2 separate regions of the Homo sapiens genome follow, and region 1 is linked to region 2. A link is a loop called in an ENCODE intact Hi-C map of the cell type or tissue named here. Cell type or tissue: HepG2. All regions are shown on one strand. Each heading gives the region's core, and the rest is flanking DNA. Links, peaks and the distances in the headings are about the cores only. Region 1 overlaps LINC02815 (long intergenic non-protein coding RNA 2815). Region 2 has its middle 89 kb from the start of LINC02815.

Evidence for each region. A loop is a pair of places that touch in the nucleus more often than their neighbours do. Peaks named below come from ENCODE experiments on the same cell type or tissue, not always from the same donor. Only the 100,000 strongest peaks of a DNase experiment are listed, where the experiment ranks them.
Region 1: a loop joins it to region 2, with 9 times the contacts of the local background. A loop is called at or near these places in 4 of 110 quality-filtered maps.

The regions. Positions count from the first base shown.
Region 1 is chr1:229,142,826-229,152,390 of GRCh38, forward strand. The region is part of intron 1 of LINC02815 (long intergenic non-protein coding RNA 2815); the gene reads right to left. Among named protein-coding and RNA genes, the nearest start is that of LINC02815, 7.1 kb to the right of the region's middle. In HepG2, for the core only: no CTCF peak of the experiment used is centred there; a DNase peak (open chromatin) is centred at 5,446.
Region 2 is chr1:229,060,741-229,070,305 of GRCh38, forward strand. No RefSeq gene overlaps it. Among named protein-coding and RNA genes, the nearest start is that of LINC02815, 89 kb to the right of the region's middle. In HepG2, for the core only: no CTCF peak of the experiment used is centred there; a DNase peak (open chromatin) is centred at 3,801.

The DNA of each region.
Region 1 (9,565 bases), core at 1,055-9,054, 82 kb after region 2:
CTAAACATAAGCTTAAAGATGGATAATTTCCCCTGTGTCTTTGGGTCTTCATTTTGAAGTCTTCATGTCATGTAAGACTATGATGAAATAAATTTGTATGCTTTTTCTCCTATTAACCTGCCCCTTGCCAGTGCTTTTCAGTGGACCCTCAGTGGACACAGGGGAAGTTTCCCCTTGGCCCCAGCAGCTACCAGATCATGGTGTTCTCCTAACATGGATAGTCGACTAAGGTGGTATTCAACTTTGCATAAAAAAGATTGAGCGTTGGTCCTTTATTCAATTTTCAGATTAAAATGCTTAACACACCTAGAGTCGACTGACTGAAGAAGAGTCCGGGTTTCTCTGAGGAAAGACTTGGCAATACCATCACAAATAATCTATAGTAAACATTCCCCCAAGTCTTTCCCATGTGATCCGAGAACATTTGCCAAAATCACAAGCCCTGGGAAGAGAGTCTGGCCAGATCCTTCCAGGACTATTAGACATGGGTCGGAGCTGACACTGATACCAGAACTGAAACGCCATCATCATCCTCCAAGTAGAGTAGGGACTAATGAAGATCAATATAATTTTCCCCAAATTTATCTGTCTTCAGGAAATACTGCCCAAGGTAAAGGACAAGTTATTGCAGCTTGTACTTCCCACGGCTAAGAAAGAAGCACAGTGCTTGGTAGGATTCTTCAGGGTTTATAGGCAGCATACATGGCACTTGAAAATACTTCTCTGGCCCATTATTAGGTGACACAGAAGGCACTCAGTCTTGAGTGGGTCAGTGAGTAAGACAGAGCCCTGCAACAGGTCCAGGCTACTTGGGCCATATAACCCACCAAAACCTAGAAGATCTTATCATACTGAAGGTATCTTTGATGGACAGTAATATCATGTCGAGCCTCAGGAAATCTCCGATAGGACACTCACAGCACAGACCCCTAGAGTACTGGAATGGGGCCTCTGCCTGCTTTTTGGCGAAAATTAGGCCTTCAAGTTAGCTTCAATGAGCAGTCCCTGGACAGACTCAGAACAGCTCAAAGGCCACCAAAGGTTAGAAACTGGAAGAGCCTTGAGAAATAGGCCGATTATGTTCAGAGAATTTTGCACCATTCAAAAGACTGCCCCTAGCATGCTATTGGACCTGGGTAGAGACAGAGCATCTAATCATGGGACATCAGGTGACTGTGTGAATGGAGTTGCCCATCATTAGCTGGGTACTGTGAGATCCACCAAGCCATAAGGTAGGGTGGAACAGCAGCCCATCATCCAATGAGAGTGCTACATCTAAATACTGGCCCCAAGCAGGTGCAGAGGTATGAGTAAGCTGCACAGACAAGTGGCTCTGGCTCCCAGGTCATTGTCCCTGATGCACCAATGCTTCCTCCTTAGCTTATACCTATGGACTTGAATAGCATGTCCTATGACCAGCTGGCAGAAGAGGGGAAAAAATTAGGCCTGGTTCAAAAACAGATTGGCGTTACATGTCAGTGAGAGCCTAAAATGGATGATTGCTTTACCGCAGCCACACTGAGGGATGATATCAAAAGCCTGCAGTGAGAGGAGATTCTCCCAATGGCCAGTGCCATGGGTCAGCCACTCTGGGTGGAAAAAGAGACAGCCTGGGATAAGGATATGCCTGAACTCCTGGGAAATAGGAAATGGTTTGGTTGGTTGGTCAGCGACCTGGAAGAAGCAATATTGGAAGATTTGCACAAGGGGATCTGGGTAAGGAGCTGTAGATGGACCTCTGGGACTGGGCACAAGGTGTAAGGATCTTGGTGTTTCATGTTAGTGTCCACTGAAAAGCATCCAATATATAAGAGGCACTAGGCAACCAAATGGACTGGCACATTCAGCCCATGGGTATCAGACAAGTTTGATCTTCAACTACCCTAGTGCTTATACAATGGGCCCATAAATGGAGTCGCTATGGTGGCAAGGATGGAGGCTATGGAGGGCCCAACATCATGCATGGGCTCTCCCCAACTCACAAAGCTGATCTAATGACTGCCACTGAATGTCCAGTCTGTCAACATCAGTGTCCAGAAGAGTCCTCCAGATGATACCATCCCTGAAGAGACCAACCAACCACTTGGTGGCAAATGGATTACATAAGACACCTTCTACCTGGGAAAGGGCGGTGATTCATTCTGTTCTAAATTGGCATGCATTCCAGGTGTGAATTCACCTTTCCTGCCCTCAGTGCCTCAGTAGCACCACTAACCAGAGACCTACAGAGTGTCTGATTTACCAACTTGAGATCCCATATAACATCGTCTTAGGCCAAGAAATCCACTTTATGGCAAAGAAGGTATAGGAAAGGGCATAAAACCACAATATTCACTGATCCTGACACATCCTGCTTTCTCCAGAAGGTGCCAGCCTGAGAGGGCCTTGGATCAGGCTCTTGCAGGAGCTGCTGAGGCACTAACATTGTGAAGCTGGTGTGTGGTCTTTCAGGATGTGGTATATATTTTAAGCCAATGGCCATTGTCTGATGCTGTTACTATTTTCCAATAAGTAAAGGGACAGGCATTATCAGATTTACACTTTAGATAGATTATTTCAGCAGTAGTGTGGAATATAGATTTGAAAGTGGGAAAAGAATGGAGGCTCCTTTAGCAACCAAGAACCAAGGGGCGGAGGGAGAAGTGGTCCCACTCATTATCATCCCCAGTAGTCCATTTGGGGAGTTGTGCTTCTCATCCCTGTAACTTAGGTTCTATGATTCTAGAGATCATGAGTCCCAGAGCAGGAACATAGTAAGAGTCCCACTAAACCTAAAGATATGGCGTCCACCTTAGATTGCACCTATGGACTTGACAGCATGTCCTATGATAAGCTGACAGAAGAGCATCTTTGTACAGAAGATCAGCAGGTAAATAAAAGAGTTACCATCTCCTGGTAATCATTGGCCCACGTTGTTATGAAGAGATGGGACTGGAGCCACACTAAGAAGGAACTCACGGGATCCACTGGTGTTACTGTTGCTTGCTACACAGAAAGCTAATCACTGAGACAAGCCAGGGAAGAAGGCTTTATTATTTTATAGGTGACATCAGCTGGAGAGATGGGAGCCAAACCTCAAATCTATCCTGCCGTGCCCCCTCCCCTCAACTAAAGTGAGGGATTTAAATATCAGGAGGGACAAGGAAGAAGAGTTGGTCAACCAGCAGCCAATTCCTTTCATTGTACAAATGTAAGTTTCTCAAGCTTCAGTTCTGTGGGCATCTGGCTTGTTGGAAAACTGGGCTGATTTCACAGGGACGTGTCTAGGCGTTCTCTCACCTAGTTTTGACTGGGAATGGGCAAGTGCAACACCACAGCCTGATGAGAGCACGGCAAGTAGGGGTGCAGACCCCTCGGGGGTAAAGGTCTGTCAGGCCACCAGGCAACCCACGGAGAGCAGCAGAAGTGCAGGAGAAGGAGGCAGGGAATCTACAGCGACGGCAGAGGCGGGGCACAATAAATATCAGTTACGGTGTCAGGAGTCATTTCAGCAGCAGAGGCTATAACTTGTCCCACTAATCTTCCTCCTTTAAGTATTTCCTTAGGATTTGTGACAAGCCACCATCTTGAAGGAGCCCCGACCAGGAGGAGTGAGCTTGGTGTGAGATGCAAGCATAGCTGAGCAGTTGCAGGGGGTGGATTGTAGCTGACCCCACTGGTCCTCTGCTCAGGTCCCCTAGGACCCCTCTGACTGTTTGTGAGCCCATTACACAGCTTTTGCATGCTCTTGCCTGCAGTGGCCCATACATGCTACTTGTGAGCTATTGGAGAGTTTACCTGCATCCCACCCACACCTGCCACGAGGCGACCCTTAGCCGATGCCTGATGGGTGCCAAAGTGTAAAAACCCAGCTCTCTTGCTTGAACGGAAACAAAACTGAGATGTGGTTTGCACTCCAAAATTGCTCTGTGGGCTCGCTGCAGCTGGAACTTTGGATGCAAATCCTTGCTTGGCTTCCTCCTTCCCTTCCCACTTCCAACATCCCTTGCTGGTTCCTCTTGGGACCTGTGCCCTCATCAATCACACACCCCTGAGTCCTCCTCTCAGAGGCTGCTTCTGATCTCAAACAGCCTCTGCTGTGTGCTGGGCCATGCTCCTAAACGTGGCTTTCCCCAGCCGCACCAGCACCAGCTCCTGAGGCACTCCATCAGCCCGGCATCGTTGCACACTCCTGGCCCGAACCCCCTTATTCTCATGCCCCAATCGTAGGCCCCCTCGGGGTTCTTGCTCAAGCTGACACCCCGCCGGGAAGGCTTGCTCTCTTCTCTCCTCAACTCAGTCCTCATCATCCTGCTCTCTAAAGCCTCCTCCCACGCTTCTGATCCCAAGTGGCTTCCACGCCTCTGAATTCCTGTCACATTCATATCCAAGACCACCCCCAAACAGTGTAACGTCAGCATCTGTGGCAGAGGGGAGAGAAGCCCCAGGAGGTGTCGTCTGCCTGCCTTTTGGTGCAAGCTGGTGTATGAGTCGATCAGGCTGAACCGAGCACCACTGACCGGGCAGCTTAAGCACAGCTTATTTCCTCGCGACTCTGGAGGCGGGAAGTCTGAGACGCAGGTGCCGGCAGGCTCAGTTCCTGCAGAGACCTGTCCGCGGCTTGCAGACGGCCATCTTCCGTGTCCTCACAGGGTCTTCCCCATGTGTGTCTGTGTCCTCATTTCCTAGTCAGATTGGATGAGGGCCCACTTTAATTACCTGTTTGAAGACACTATCTCCAAATACATTCTGAGGTGCCGGGGGTTAGGACATGTAAATTCTGGGGGATACAACTGAGCCCGCACATCAGGCTCTGGCTTGAGCCTCAGGGAGCATCCCTGTGTGACTCCGAACTGCTCAAGAGCGTGGGGGTCAGGAACTGGGGGAGCGCTTAGGAGTGGACCTGATCACTCGCTCAGCGGTCCCTCTCCCCCGCTTGCCCACCTTCCTTCCCATAGGTGCTGACTTCAGACAGACAGGACTTGACTCCTGGCTCTGTCTCCCGGATCGGACGCGTGAGAGGCTACTTAATCTCCCTGGGCCTCGATTCCCTCGTCCATGAAATGAGGGTGATGCCCTCTATCTTAGTGAGCCCCAGAGAAAGACACTGGTGTGAAGACGCCGGCCTGGGGCAAGTGTGCACCAGGGCCCCGCTGTTTCTTCCCCCAGGGCGACTTCCAAGCCTGCGAATGCCGGCTCTTGTTTGGGGACTCCCACAAACGTTTACACGGGATTTGGATAACCTACAATTCTTGACTTAAGCTTCATTAGGATTTTAAACTCCGAGGGGAGAGCTCATGTCTGACTTTCTTCGTATTCCACCGAACAGGGCCAGGGCAGAGAGGCCTCTCTGCTTGTGGACTCTGGTCCCTGCACTTCAGTCCTGTTGTCACCAGACATTATCTCAGCAACCACAGACACCTCAGGGAAATCCGCCCTTCACCGCGAGCCAGGAGTGTCCTGCCCCAGACTTTCCCACAGGGCCATGACCACCCTGGAAGCACAGCGCTGCTCAGTGGGCTGCGGTCCTGGGCCCTTATCTCATCAGCACACAAGCCCGTTATTCAGCCGTATTTACATAACCCTTCCCTCCCGCCTGCCTCCCACCTCCAGCTGCTCCCTGGGCACAAAGCTCCGGTTTCACTTAATCAACCATGCAGTCTGGTGTCCCAGGTAACAAGCCATCCATTTGTGTTGGCAGCATTTGAAGGTGAGGGGCAGATAACCCTGAGCCCTGCCAGTGGCTCCGCTGACAGCACTGGGAGTCCTGGGCCACTTCCTCAAGCAATACATCCAGAGCAAGGGTTCCTCTGGGAACACAAAATCACTCCCTCTGTGTCCAGACTCACATGATAAGACTTCTTACAGCAGCTCACTTTCCTCTGAGGACAGAACGCAGGACAACCAGGGCACCTGTCTGTCTTGATGGCATCTTCCCCCACACGCTTTCCATGGAGCAGCAGCAGATGACAACCTTCACCATGCACAAACGCCATGCCCAGCCCTTCACACGCGGTGCACAGTGGCTCACACACTGTGGTGCATCAAGGAGCATCTCACACGGGGTGTTGCACAGAGTACCACGGAGTATCACACACAGCATCACACACAGCACCACACAGAGAGTATCACACACAGCATCACACACAGTATCACACACAGCATCACACAGAGAGTATCACACACAGCATCACAGAGCATCTCACACAGGGTGTTGCACAGAGTACCACAGAGTAGCTCACACACAGCATCACACACAGTATCACGGAGCATCTCCCACAGGGTATCACACAGAGTATCACAGAATATCTCACACAGCATCACACAGAGTATCACAGAGCATCTCACACACAGTATCACACTGAGTATCACAGAGTATCTCACACAGAATATTACACACAGTATCCCAGAGTATCTCACACACAGTATCACACAGAGTGTCACAGAGTAACTCAAACAAAACATCACACACAGTATCCCAGAGTATCTCATACACCACATCACACACAGTATCACACAGAGTATCACAGGGTAACTCAAACATAGCATCACACACAGTATCCCAGAGTATCTCACACACAGCATCACACAGTATCACAGAGTATTTCACACACAGTATCACAGAGTAACTTCACATACAGCATCACACAAAGTATCTCACACACAGCATCTCACAGAGTATCACAGAGTACCTTACATACAGCATCACACACGGCACCACACACAGTATTACACAGAGTATCTCATACACAGCATCACACATCATATCTCACACACTGTATCATACATATAGTATCACGCAGACTATTTCACATAGTATCTCACTTAGTATCTATCTCACATATGGTATTACACAGAGTATCTCACACAGTGTTACACATATTCTCTCATACCTAATATCCCACACATAGCATCATGCATAGTATCTCAAATAGTATCACACAAAGTATCATCCACACAGCATCTTCACAGCCCTGTGAAGTGTTAAGTGCTGTTCTCCCTATTTCACAGATGAGGACACTGAGGCTAAGTGTCTTGTCTTAGGTTCTAGCTGGCAAGTGGTAAATCCACTCTGGCTGTAAAACTTGTGCCCTTGAGCACCTCACTCCCATGGTGTCCAAGTGGCTCAGCTGGCCCAGAGCCACACTGGCTCAGCCCTCAGAACCAGGCTGTATCCCTGGAACTCTGCTTCCTCAGAAATCCCCCTTCGTAAAGCCCACAGGTAATGATTCTGGCACATTACTAAGTTTTGGGGCCACTAGACTAGACAGTCCCTAAGGTTCCTGCCATCCTTAGAAGTTCTCTGGCTCTGAGAGATTTTAAGGAGAAAAGACAAGTCATGTTAAGTGAAATAAGCAAGGCACAGAAAGACAAATTTTGCATTTTCTCACTTATGTGGAGATAAAAATTTTAAAACTTGAACTCACGGAGATAGAGGAGAATGATGGTTGCCAGGGGCTAGGAAGGGTAGTAGTGGGGCGGGGGGATAAGTGAGGATGGTTAACGAGTACAAAACTATAGTCAGATAGAATTAGTAAGATCTAGTATTCAGTACCACAATAGAGTGACCATAGGTAACAATAATTTATTGTATATTTTAAAATAACTAAAAGAGTGAAATTAGAATGTCCTAACACACAGAAATGATGAATGCTTCAGGTGATGGATACTCCAATTACCCTGACTTGACCACTATACATTGCATGCCTGTATCAAAGCATCACAGGTACCCCATGAATACAAGCAACTGTTATGTACCCATAATAATTAAAAACAAAAAGTTAATTTGAAAAAGAAAGGACAAGTCAATACCCGCAGCCTTTCCCTTGTGTTGAGATGGCTGGTGACCACCCCCTCCCCGTGCCACTTGTATCCTCTCAGCCACTCTCCCCATCACGTGAACCATCTGGCTTCGCAGGAGGACAATGAGCCCCTCCGAGGAAGGCAGGCTCTGGATCCCTGGTGCTCAACTTCCTTCCAAAGCTCTCGGCCTTCAGAGCCAGAGATGGCCTGAGGGGAAGGGGCCTCAGCAGCCATGTCATTCCTCCCCAGAAAGACTGAGGAGCACAGAGGTGAAAGGCCTGGGTACAGCACCTCCGAAGGGTTAGGGTATCGCTTCACTTATAGTCCACATCCTCTGGGCCTAAAAGTGGGAAGGAGGCATTTCAGCTCAGGGTCAAAAACACACCTGTCTTCATTCTGACAGGTCGAGTTGATCTCTGACATGTCTAAAGCACAATCCGAATATAAAAATAGGAGTTTTGGGAGATGCCTTTAAACAGGAGATCAGTCCTGTCTTGCAAGATATCCCCACCCAGGCCTACCTCGGAGATCGTGCATGTTCAGTTCCACACCACTGAAATAAAGAGAGTATCACAATAAAGTGAGTCACCAATTGTTTTTTAGTTTCCCAGTGCAATATAAAAGTTATGTTTACACTATGCTGTAGTCTCTTAAGTGTACAGTAGCACTGCATCTTAAAAAAATGTAAATATCTTAATTAGAAAAAGCTTCCTAGGTGTGGCGGCTCACATCTGTAATCCTAGCAATTTGGAAGCTGAAGTGAGGGAATCGCTTGAGGCCAGGAGTCGGAGACAGACTGGGCAACATAGTGAGATGCTGTTTCTTAAAAAAAAAAAAAAAAAAAAAAAAATTAGCCAGGCGTGGTGGTGCACATCTATAGTCCTAGCTACTCAGGAAGCTGAGGTGGGAGCCCAGAGGTTCAAGGCTGCAGTGAGCTATGATCATGCCACTGCACTCCAGCCTGGGTGACAGAGCAAGACTTAGACTCTTAAAAAAATAAATAACAACAACAAAAACTTTATTGCTAAAAAATGCTAATGATCACCCGGGTGCAGTGTCTCACTCCTGTAATCCCAGCACTTTGGGAGGCCAAGGTGGGTGGATCATGAGGTCAGGAGCTCAAGACCAGCCTGGTCAAGATGGTGAAACTTTGTCTCTACTAAGAATACAAAAAAATTAGCCAGGTGTGATCGTGGGCGCCTGTAATCCCAGCTACTCGGGAGGCTGAGGCAGAGAATTGCTTGAACCCAGGAGGCAGAGGTTGCAGTGAGCCGAGATCATGCCCCTGCACTCCAGCCTAGGCAACAGAGCGAGACTTTGTCTCAAAAAAAAAAAAAAAAAAAAAAAAAGCTAATGGTCATCTGAGCCTTCAGCGAGTCATAATCTTTTTGCTGGTGGAGGGTCTTGCCTGGGTGTTGATGAAGTCATAATTTTTTTGCTGGTGGAGGGTCTTGCCTGGATGTTGATGGCTGCTGACCGATTAGAGTGGTGGTTAGTGAAGGCTGGGGTAGCTGTGGCAATTTCTCAAAATAAGACAAAAATGAAGGTTGCCACTTTGATTGACTCTTCTTTTCGCGAAAGAGTTCTCTGTGGCATGTGATGCTGTTGGATACCACTTTACTCACAGTAGAACTTCTTCCAAAATTGTAGCCAATCCTTTCAAACCCTGCTGCTGCCTTATCAATTAAGTTTACATAATATTCTAATTCCTTTGTTGTAATTGCAACAATGTTCGCAGAATCTTCACTGGGAGTAGATTTCATCTCAAGAAACCACTTTCTTT
Region 2 (9,565 bases), core at 647-8,646:
GTCTTTTTCTCTTAAGGTGTTCAACTGTTTGGATGAGGCCCACCCGTGTTATGGAGGCTAATCTGCTGTCCTTAAAGTCTACTGATTTAAATGTTGATCTCATTTAAAACACCTTCACAGAAAAATTTATAATATTTGACCTGTCCAGGCGTGGCGGCTCACGTCTGTAATCCCAGCACACTGGGAGGCTGAGGTGGGAAAATCGCTTGAGCCCAGGAGGTTGAGACCAGCCTGGGTGACATAGTGAAACCTCGTCTTTACCAAAAATACAAAAATTAGCTGGGTGTGGTGATACACGTGCCTGTGGTCCCACCTACTTGGAAGGCTGAGGTGGGAGGATCCCTGGAGCCTGGGAGGTCCAGACTGCAGTGAGCCATGATCACACCACTGCACTCCAGCCTGAGTAACATAGCAAAACCCTGTCTCAAAAAAAATTAAAATTAAAAATTAAAATTTAATGCTGTATTAAAATAATAATAATAATAGTTGACAAACTATCTGGATACCATGGCCCAGACAAGTTGACTTATAAAATTAACCATCACAGGTCCCATAGGCAGCATCTGCATCACCAATGGAGCCTGTTCAAAACACAGAAGCTGAGTGCAGTGGCAGGCACCTGTAATCCCAGCTACACAGGAAGCTGAGGCAGGACGATCACTTGAGGCCAGGAATCCAAGATCAGCCTGGGCAACATAGCAGAACCTCGTCTGGAAAAAAATTTAAGTATATGGAAGGATGTTTGTGGGTTATATGAAAAAGAAAGAAAGAAGATAGAGAAGGAAGGAAGGAAGGAAGGAAGGAAGGAAGGAAGGAAGGAAGGAAGGAAGGAACGAAGGAAAGAAGGAAGGGAGGAAGGAAAAAAGGGAGGAAGGAAGGAAGGAAAGAAGGAAGGAAGGAAAAAAAGTATAAAAGGAAGGCTTTGTCCTGGATCAGTGGCTTTCAAGTCCTCTTTTCCTCCCACCAGTGGGATCCTTTTTAGTAAGTGAAATAATTGCACACAACCCCCAAACACATAACAGATAAGAAAGAAATACTCTGGCAGCAAAGGGGAGGTGGGGTGGACAACCTTGACCAGCCTTGTCTAGGGTGTCCCTTTCCTTCCCTTGCACCTGCAGGCGGCTCCTGAACACAAGGCTGGGTAGAGCACTTGAGCACTGCTGCACAGGGGAGGAGCTGAGGTCTCTTTCAGCTCCTACGTTCTGAGCCTTCATCTAAGAGGCCTGGCCCTTCAGTGGCAGCCTGGGGAGTGGGCAAGCGTGGTCTTCACAATCGCAGTCAGCCCGTATCCCTAGTTGTCCTTCTCACCCTCTGGTTTCCTGTGCAGACAAAGAATCGAAGGGGACAGAGGGCTTTGGGACTCTGGGCTCACTCCAGGCCCACTTTTCCTTCCATTACCCTTTCCTGTGCCCTTTGAAGTGCCCTCTCATCTGTGCCCACCTGAGTAGAGCCCAAGGGAGGAGAACTGAGCCTGACTCCCAGGGGCAGGGGGTTGCTACAACAGGATGGGCAGTGAGAGGTGGGCAGCCTCCCCTAATGTGGCCTGCTAGTGCAGGATGCCCCTGCCAACACATAGGCAGGGCCAGGTGCCAGGACCTCAGCTGATCATCCCAAAGCTCGGGCCAGCAGCTGGCAGCCAGGAGGAGTGTCATAACTCTACTAAGTAATCTGGAACAGAAGCCAAGGGAGTGGCTAGCCCCTCAAATCGGGACCTGCGGGGATGTGGGGCCCTCAGACGCAGACACTGGCATGCAGGAGCACTGGGAAGGGGCCCAAGCCCAGAACTCCCGTGGAAAGCGGGGTCCGAGTTGAGCTGGGAGGGAGGGAGTGGCTGGCTGTGCTTGTCTCCATTCTCTCATTCTTTCCTTCAATAGGGGGTCAGCAGGGCACACAGCTTCCCAGCTGGAGACCAGCACTCCCAGTCTCCCTGGGGGCTGCGTGTGGCATTGTCTGAGTTCCAGCTGATGGGATCTGAGCAGAAGTAGACCAGGACAGCTCCTAGGTACCATCTCTTACAAAGGAAGGGGGCATCCTCTACTCCCCCTGTGCTTCCCATGGGCTGCAGGTGCAGATGTGAGCCACCCAGGGGATGACAGAGCATCAAGAGGGGAGGAGCTGGGGTCTTGGGATGGCCTCATGCATCCAGCCAACCTGCCAGGACCGCCCTGCCTCTGGACTGTTCTGTGAGAGAGAAATGAAAGTCTATCCTGCCTGGCTGCCCTGGTGCCCTCACTCATATACAGGACAGGAGAGAAGAACAGGCTTGAAGCTGCTCCCACATTTTTTCCAGTCCCACTAGTCGGGAACAGAAGCTAGGACTGTGACAATGCAAGATGCTGGGGAGAAGAGGGAGGCCAGGAGAGGTGCCCCTACTGGCCAGTGTCTCAGTGCCACCTTAACATTGTAGGGGTCAAGGGAAAACTTTCCCTTCGCTCTCTGAAGGTTTGCTGAAAAATCAACTGACAAAAGGCAGATCAGTAAGAGAAAAGGCAGACAAAGTTACTAACATGCACAGAGGAGAAAATCACAAAGTGATTACCCAGCCACCCAGTGGGGTACATCTTGAGGTTACAGAGACAAGAAGACTCAGAATATGACCAAAAACAAGCATTGGAGGTGCAACAGGTTATGGTGACAACACAGGTTATGGAAGGGGGAGAAGAGGAGGCCTGGCTAGCAAAGGTCACCTTGTTACATACAAGAAACCCCACAGGTAGCAGCCCTCAGAAAGCATAGATGGTGAATGTTTCTTTCAGATCTTTAAAGATGTCAGTTCTTTAAAAAAGAACCTCAGTTAATCTTTCCTAGATCCAGACAAGTGAGGGCCTCCGAGACAGCTGCGTCAATCAGATTCTCTGCAGGTGCAAATTTCCCCACAAATGACAGCCTTGCAGGGCTGCTTCTGTATGCGGGCTCTGTGAACAGCAATCTCAAAATGTGTCAAAGAAATATATTTTGGGATGAAATATTTTGATTTTCTTCAATATGCCAGTGAGACCCCTGAGAGCCCGGAGGTAAGCCTGGAATTTACAACTACCCTGGATGGCTTCTGCCCCCTCCTATTTTTGTCCGTCTTCCCTCTCCACTGGCACTCACTTGACCTCAGACTTACAAAATCTCCAAGGTGTCAGCTATTTGATTCAATGAATTAATCTGAGCCAAAGACAAAGGGCCCCAAAAAGGAAGCTCTGTCCTATTTCAAGTTTGCTACCAATGATTTAGAACTCATTGATGTTGAATATTGTCTCTTTCTTTCTGTGTATATTAAGAAAAGAACATACTTTTCTACTTCACTCTATTAATATGATATATTATAATATATGAAATCATTTTTATTCATTCTGAATTTGCTTTGTTTTCCTTGGTCTCAAGGTACTAAAAAAAGAGCCCAAGGCCAGTACTCGGTGCTTGGACCCTGGGAGGTGAAGTTTATCTGCTCTGGCAGCATGAAAGGCCAAAAGGGAAGCATTTTACTGATTTTTTTTATGGTTAGGACTAATTGGTAATCTTCCAAGATAGATCAACCTGGATAAAATGATGATTTCCTAGAAGGCAAGAAATCCTTGCTTGATAGTATTTTTTGTATGAGAATTCACTGCTCACCACAGGAACTTTCGTGAACAAGAAAAATATTTACTTAGATGAGACCCAGGAGATTATTCAGTTAAAACAAAAAAGGTCAAGGTCTAAGGTCTTTTTTCTGGCCAACAGGGCACCATGAAATGCCCAGAGACCTGTCTGTAGGATATGCAGTTGAACAAGTTGCAAAGATTCCAATGAATGAGTCAGAGAACAGAATCCTTCACTGCCGAGAGTGGTCCATAAAAGAGTTGTGCCTACTTTGATCTGGGAATATTCGCTCTCTAATCTGAGAGTTCTATGGAAGCCTTGACTTTGAGGTCAGCGTCATTTGTTTTTATGTTTAGGGTGAGGCAAGGCCTGACAAGGCTCCCTGGAGAATAGGGTGTGGCCAGATCAGAGGCACGTTGACCAATTCCCAGCCCTTCCTCCCGTAAGAATCAGCATGAGGGAGAGAGCCCAGGAGTGAGGAGGGGGGTCTCAGATTGCTGGCCTTCAAGTTACAATGCCACCGCATCAGCAACGGTGCATCAGCAAGGGAAGCAAGAGCAGAGGGGGAACAGAGCCAGATGATGGGGGAAGAGAGAACATGGGGATGAAGAGCAGGGAGCAGCCATAGAAGCTGAAATTAGGCCACTGTGGAGGTGGCACGTCTGAGAACACACCTGCTTGGGCCGCGGGGCGGGGGCTATGAGAGACACATTCTGGGGCTTAGCTCTGCCTTTTTTTTTGGTGCTACCCAAGCAAAGTAGCATATGGAAGAGATTTGATTTCTCCCCAAATGTTGATGCTAATTTTGAAATCTTTCTATTCTAACAAGACATCAAACTATATAATAGGAGGACACACAGATTGCTCCCCAAGTGACAGCTTTCGAAAGAAAAGCCCACATGTTCTGTACGATGTTGTTCCAAAAACGGGTGCTAAGTGGGATGAGGTGCCACCTCGGCACGTCTACCACCTGAGGCTCCAGAGCGGCAGGAGGCTGTGGCCAGGGTTCGCCCCAGAAGCTGCATGCTTCCTAGGGTTAAATGTCATTCTAGACTAGGAAGAAACACCTGATGGTAGCATCTTCTGCCAGCAGGACTTGATTACAATCTCTCCAGAGAAATCTACCTCTCCAGAGAAATCCCTGTAAGGGTGCATAGCAGCCAAACAGCAGTGAAAGAAATGTCTAGCACACTCATCTTCAGAGTCCATGTGAATTGCACTGTGATTTATCTTAGATGTCAACTTTAGTGCATGGGAAAGAGAGGAGTGAAAATCAAGATGGAACTTGTCAAAAGTTTCATAGTTGAAGAGCCAATCCAGCCTCCTTTCCTCCCTCCCTCCCTCCCTCTCTTACTTCCTTTTTCCAAGTGCTGACCAGTAGGATACTGCCAACTTCCAAATTTTAATTCTCTAAAATGCATTTTCTCCTTCAGTTACAAAGGAGCCATCTCAAGGATCAGAAAAAGTCTCTCTGGACTTTGCTCCCATGTATGCAACCGAGTGGCATCTGTTTGCAGAGTGTAAGATGCCGCCTCAGGCGGCCCTGCCACCCTTCAGGGCCAGCCCTCTGGCCCCTGTGTCCAGGCTGAGAGCATGACCACAACACATGCAAGTGTCTTTCCCTGCAGCCCAGCCTCCAGCCCATGCATGCCTTTCCAATCAAACCTTCCCACTGGGGGTTTGTATAGAGAGAACTCTTTCTAACTATGCTTCCCCTCTACTCTCATACCACAACAATCATCAAACACAGACAACTTCTGTGGCCATATGTGAGTTTTTTTTACCACATGCTCCAAGCAGAGGATACCAGCTGGGTGTCCTCTATTTGAGTTCCGACACTATCTACATGGAGATAGTGTCAGATCCCACAGGTTGAGGGCTCAGTTCCCAAGACTGCCCCCCCACCAAACACACCAGTCGTAAGTCCAGACCTCCAGAACTTCTGACCAATCAGCTTCAAGAGGGGATCATGGGTGCCCTTCTTTGGGTTTGATTAATTTGCTGAATTGGCTCATAGATCTCAGGGAAACATTTATGTTTACCAGTTTATAATAAAGGATATTGCAAAGGATACAGACGAAGAGACGAGTAGGGCGAGGTATGTGGGAAGGGGTGCGGAGCTTCCATGCCCTCCCTAAGCGCCACGCTCCAAGAACCTCCATGTGTCCAGCTATGGGGAAGTTCCCCACACCCTGTCCTCTTGGGTTTTTATGGAAGCTTCGTGACATCAGCATTCCTTTCCCCGCTTTACAGGGTGGGACCCTCATAGGAGGTCTCAAGATGCACAGTCAGAAAGGCTGGGGAACATTTGAGTGGGAGGAAGGCAGGAGAAGGTCTGAAGCCTACCCGTGAGGCCTAACACACCCAACATTATAATAAAAGACTAACGAGGGCTATGGGAGTTATTAGCCAGGAACCATGAATGAAAACCAGTATCTGTCATAACACCATGGGGCTACACTTGCATTCACCACCCTCTGTGGCCAGCTCTGGCAACTTCTCCTTATTAGAAGTGAATCTCTTGACTGAGGTACACGTTTTTAAGATAAGCACCCTGGGAAGGATGGGAAACCTGAATGTCTGAACTCCAGAGGCTGCCCCAGAAAAGAAACCCTCTCCAGCCTCATCTGCTTTTTGGAGGCCACAGAGACATTCCCAGACCAAAGCAAGCAGGCCAGGAGCAACTTTTCCACTCCAGCCCAGAGGAAGCATCGCTTGATGTTGAGAGTAAGCTTTTTCCTTACCCATATTCTGTACAGAGAAGACCCACTTCTTTCCAGCTTCCATGCATTGCCTAAGCAGCCTTTATAAGCATAATAATGATGATTACAACCAAGATCACCTCCTCTGTGCCCAGCCCTGTCCTCAGCACTTTCTGTGCTGTATCTACTGAAATCTTATCACCACCCTGTGAAGTGGTCACTAGGATTCTTGTCATACAGAGGAGGAATGGGGGCTTCAAGAACTTCAATAACATTTGAGATGTCATCGTCCAGGGCACAGAAAGTATTTCAAAGCCAAAGCTCCACATGATTACATGATTCAGTCTCCTCAAATCCTGCATGAACACACCACCCCCAGACAGAACAGAGGAGCTGCCAGCCTCCAGGTTCTCCAGGGCTCCTGACCTCCGAGATGCGTTCTTGGGCTGTACTGGTGATGTTTTAAGCCACAGAATTGGCCTTGGATGAAGAATGTCCCAGAAGCTCTTCCCTAAGCCACATGGAGTGGCCTTCTCTGTCCTCATCCCTCCTTCTCCCCCCTGTCTGCTTTCTTGTCCCTTGCCCCTGTCCCTGTTCAGCTCTGCAGACCTGCTTCTGCACATCTCCAATCCAACACTCTGCTCCTGGCTCCTGACTTCATATATTTGAGTGTTGTTTTCTAGGTCCTCCTCCAGGCTGTGCATCAGGACAACAGTGGTCCCCTTCTCTGGCCCTCGTGCCTGCTCTGTGCCTTGCCTGGCCACCAATGCACCAGCCAAGCCTGTCCGGTAGTGCGGAAGCCAGCTTCGGGCAGCTGAGCAGGACAGCTGCTGACTCCCGGGGAAGTGTCTTGTAATTTCCACACATTCACCTCCATGACCATTGTACTTTCCTCCTCCCAACAGTCCTGGGAAACAGGTACCATTATTCCCATGTATATGGTAAAGAAACAAAAGCTCAGAGAAGCTGAGGAACTTGTCCCTGGTCTTACAACTCCTGAAGGGCTGCATGTGTCCTTGCACCCGGGTCTGCTGAGTCCAGTGCTCTTGGTCTTTCTGCTTTCCTGCTTTGCATAAACACCAGCCCCTTCACTGAGGCAGGGCAGGGCAGGCAGGAGCACACTCTAAAACAAATTCAAGTAGAAGGACCCCTCGGTAATGACCCTGCAATATGGTCTGGCACTGACAAAGCTGGAAGAGTCCTGGAAGCCAGGCAGAGAAGCATTGGAAAGAGGCAAGTTGAAGCTGAGTGCTGAGGGCTCCAAGGGTTAAGGAGTATTGGAAAACAGTGGTGGGGGTGGGGGGCACGTGCACACTGGAAGGAGGGACACGTGCAGACAGACAAGGGGCTTGCACAGGGATCAGCATTCGGGTTTGATCTTAAAGGCAGTAGTGGGGCAGGGAGGGTTCTTGAGGAAGGAGATGATGTAACGAAAAGTTGTGAGAGGAAGACTGTGTGGTCAGTTGCATAAAGAAGTGCTGCAGAGGGGGAAAGCCTGCAGTCCAAGAGCAGCCGGGAAAGAGAAGGTCATTGCAATCATCCGGCCTTTGCCAGGAGGAAGTCTCTTGCCGGGTAGATGAAACACCCACAAGTCTTCTCCCTAGTTTACCACATGATCTATCTGATGCAAAAGATAGGAAGGCCATAGCTAGGAGCATGAGAAGCCAAAATGTCTTGCATTGCCCCCCAGTCCAGGGTACACAGCCCATCTCAGTTGCTGGGGTGGGGTGGGGGAAAATGAGAGTCCCATGGGAGGGGGACCTCACATTGTAGCTCTTTCTGTCTCTGCCAGTTACAGGAAGAAGCTCTGAGGTTTTGCTTCTCTGAGGGTGACCCACATGCCACTGGCATCAGAAAATAGAGGAAGATCTTCAAAATGTGCATTCCCAGGCCCAGCTCCAGCACTGCTGAATTGAAATTTCTTGTGGGTGGTGAGAAGATCCCAGTCATATAAACTTTAAAAAAAAAACATGATTTTTTAAGAGCAATTTTTTAATCAAGGTTCACTAGAGAAATAGTCAATAGGAGATACAGAGAGAGAGAAGATGATAGATAGATAGATAGATAGATAGATAGATAGATAGATAGATACATACATACATACATACATACATACATACATACATAGATGATAGATAGACAGACAATAGATAGCTAGATGATAGATGGGATGATAGATAGATGATATATAGATAGATGATAGATAGAGAAATAGATACATAGATGATAGATAGATAGATGATAGATAGGATGATAGATGGAATGATAGATAGATGATATATACATAGATGATAGATACATAGATAGATGATAGATACCTAGATAGATGATAGATACATAGATGATAGATACATAGATACATAGACAGATGATGGAATGATAGATGATAGATAGATAGATAGATAGATAGATAGATAGATGATAGATGATAGATGATAGATAGATTAGATAGATAGATAGTTGATAGATGATAGATTGGTAGATGATAATTAGATTGATAGATAGATAGATGATAGATAGATAGATGCTATAACATCTGTGTGAAGGCTTTTGTGTGGTCAGAAGTTTTTAACTCATTTGGGTAAATACCAAGGAACACAATTGCTGCATCATATGGGAGGAATATGTTTAGTTTTGTAAGAAATCACCAAACTGTCTTCCAAAGTGGTTGTACCATTTTGCATTCCCACCAGCAGTGAATGAATTCTTGTTTCTCCACATCCTCACCAGCACTGGGTGTTGTCAGTGTTCTGAATTGTTGCCATTCTGTTAGGTGTGTAGAATCTGAACTTTTAACAAGTTCTCCAGGCATGTCTTACACTTTCTAAGACTGACAGCCACTCTGCAGAGGTGTATCCACTATTTGAGAAATTGGGAGCAACTTTGCTGAAGAAACTGGAACTTCAGAAAAGCAGCCCCAGGATCTCTGGAACTTCGGCTAAGGTTCTAAGTCTCCCAAAGGACCTCAGGGTCTGCATTTCATTTTGCTCTGCACGAGGTTAATAACCACCAAGTAATGCCTCAGCCTGGGGGATCAGAAACTCCTGGAACCTACCAGAAAGCTTGTGAAGAGTCCTCAGGTGATGGGGAGGGGTTGCTTTATTTGATTGGTTTTGTTTTTGAAAAGGCTAGGTTCAAACCTCCAAATGTATATTCCAGCCACCATCAGCCCATACACAGAATGCTTTCAGCTTTGGTCCCTGTTAGTTATTGCAGGAACATAAAGCAGCCACCATGCACAGCAGCTTCAATCTCAGGCACTCTGTGAGCTTGCCAGAGTCATGGTCCCCGGC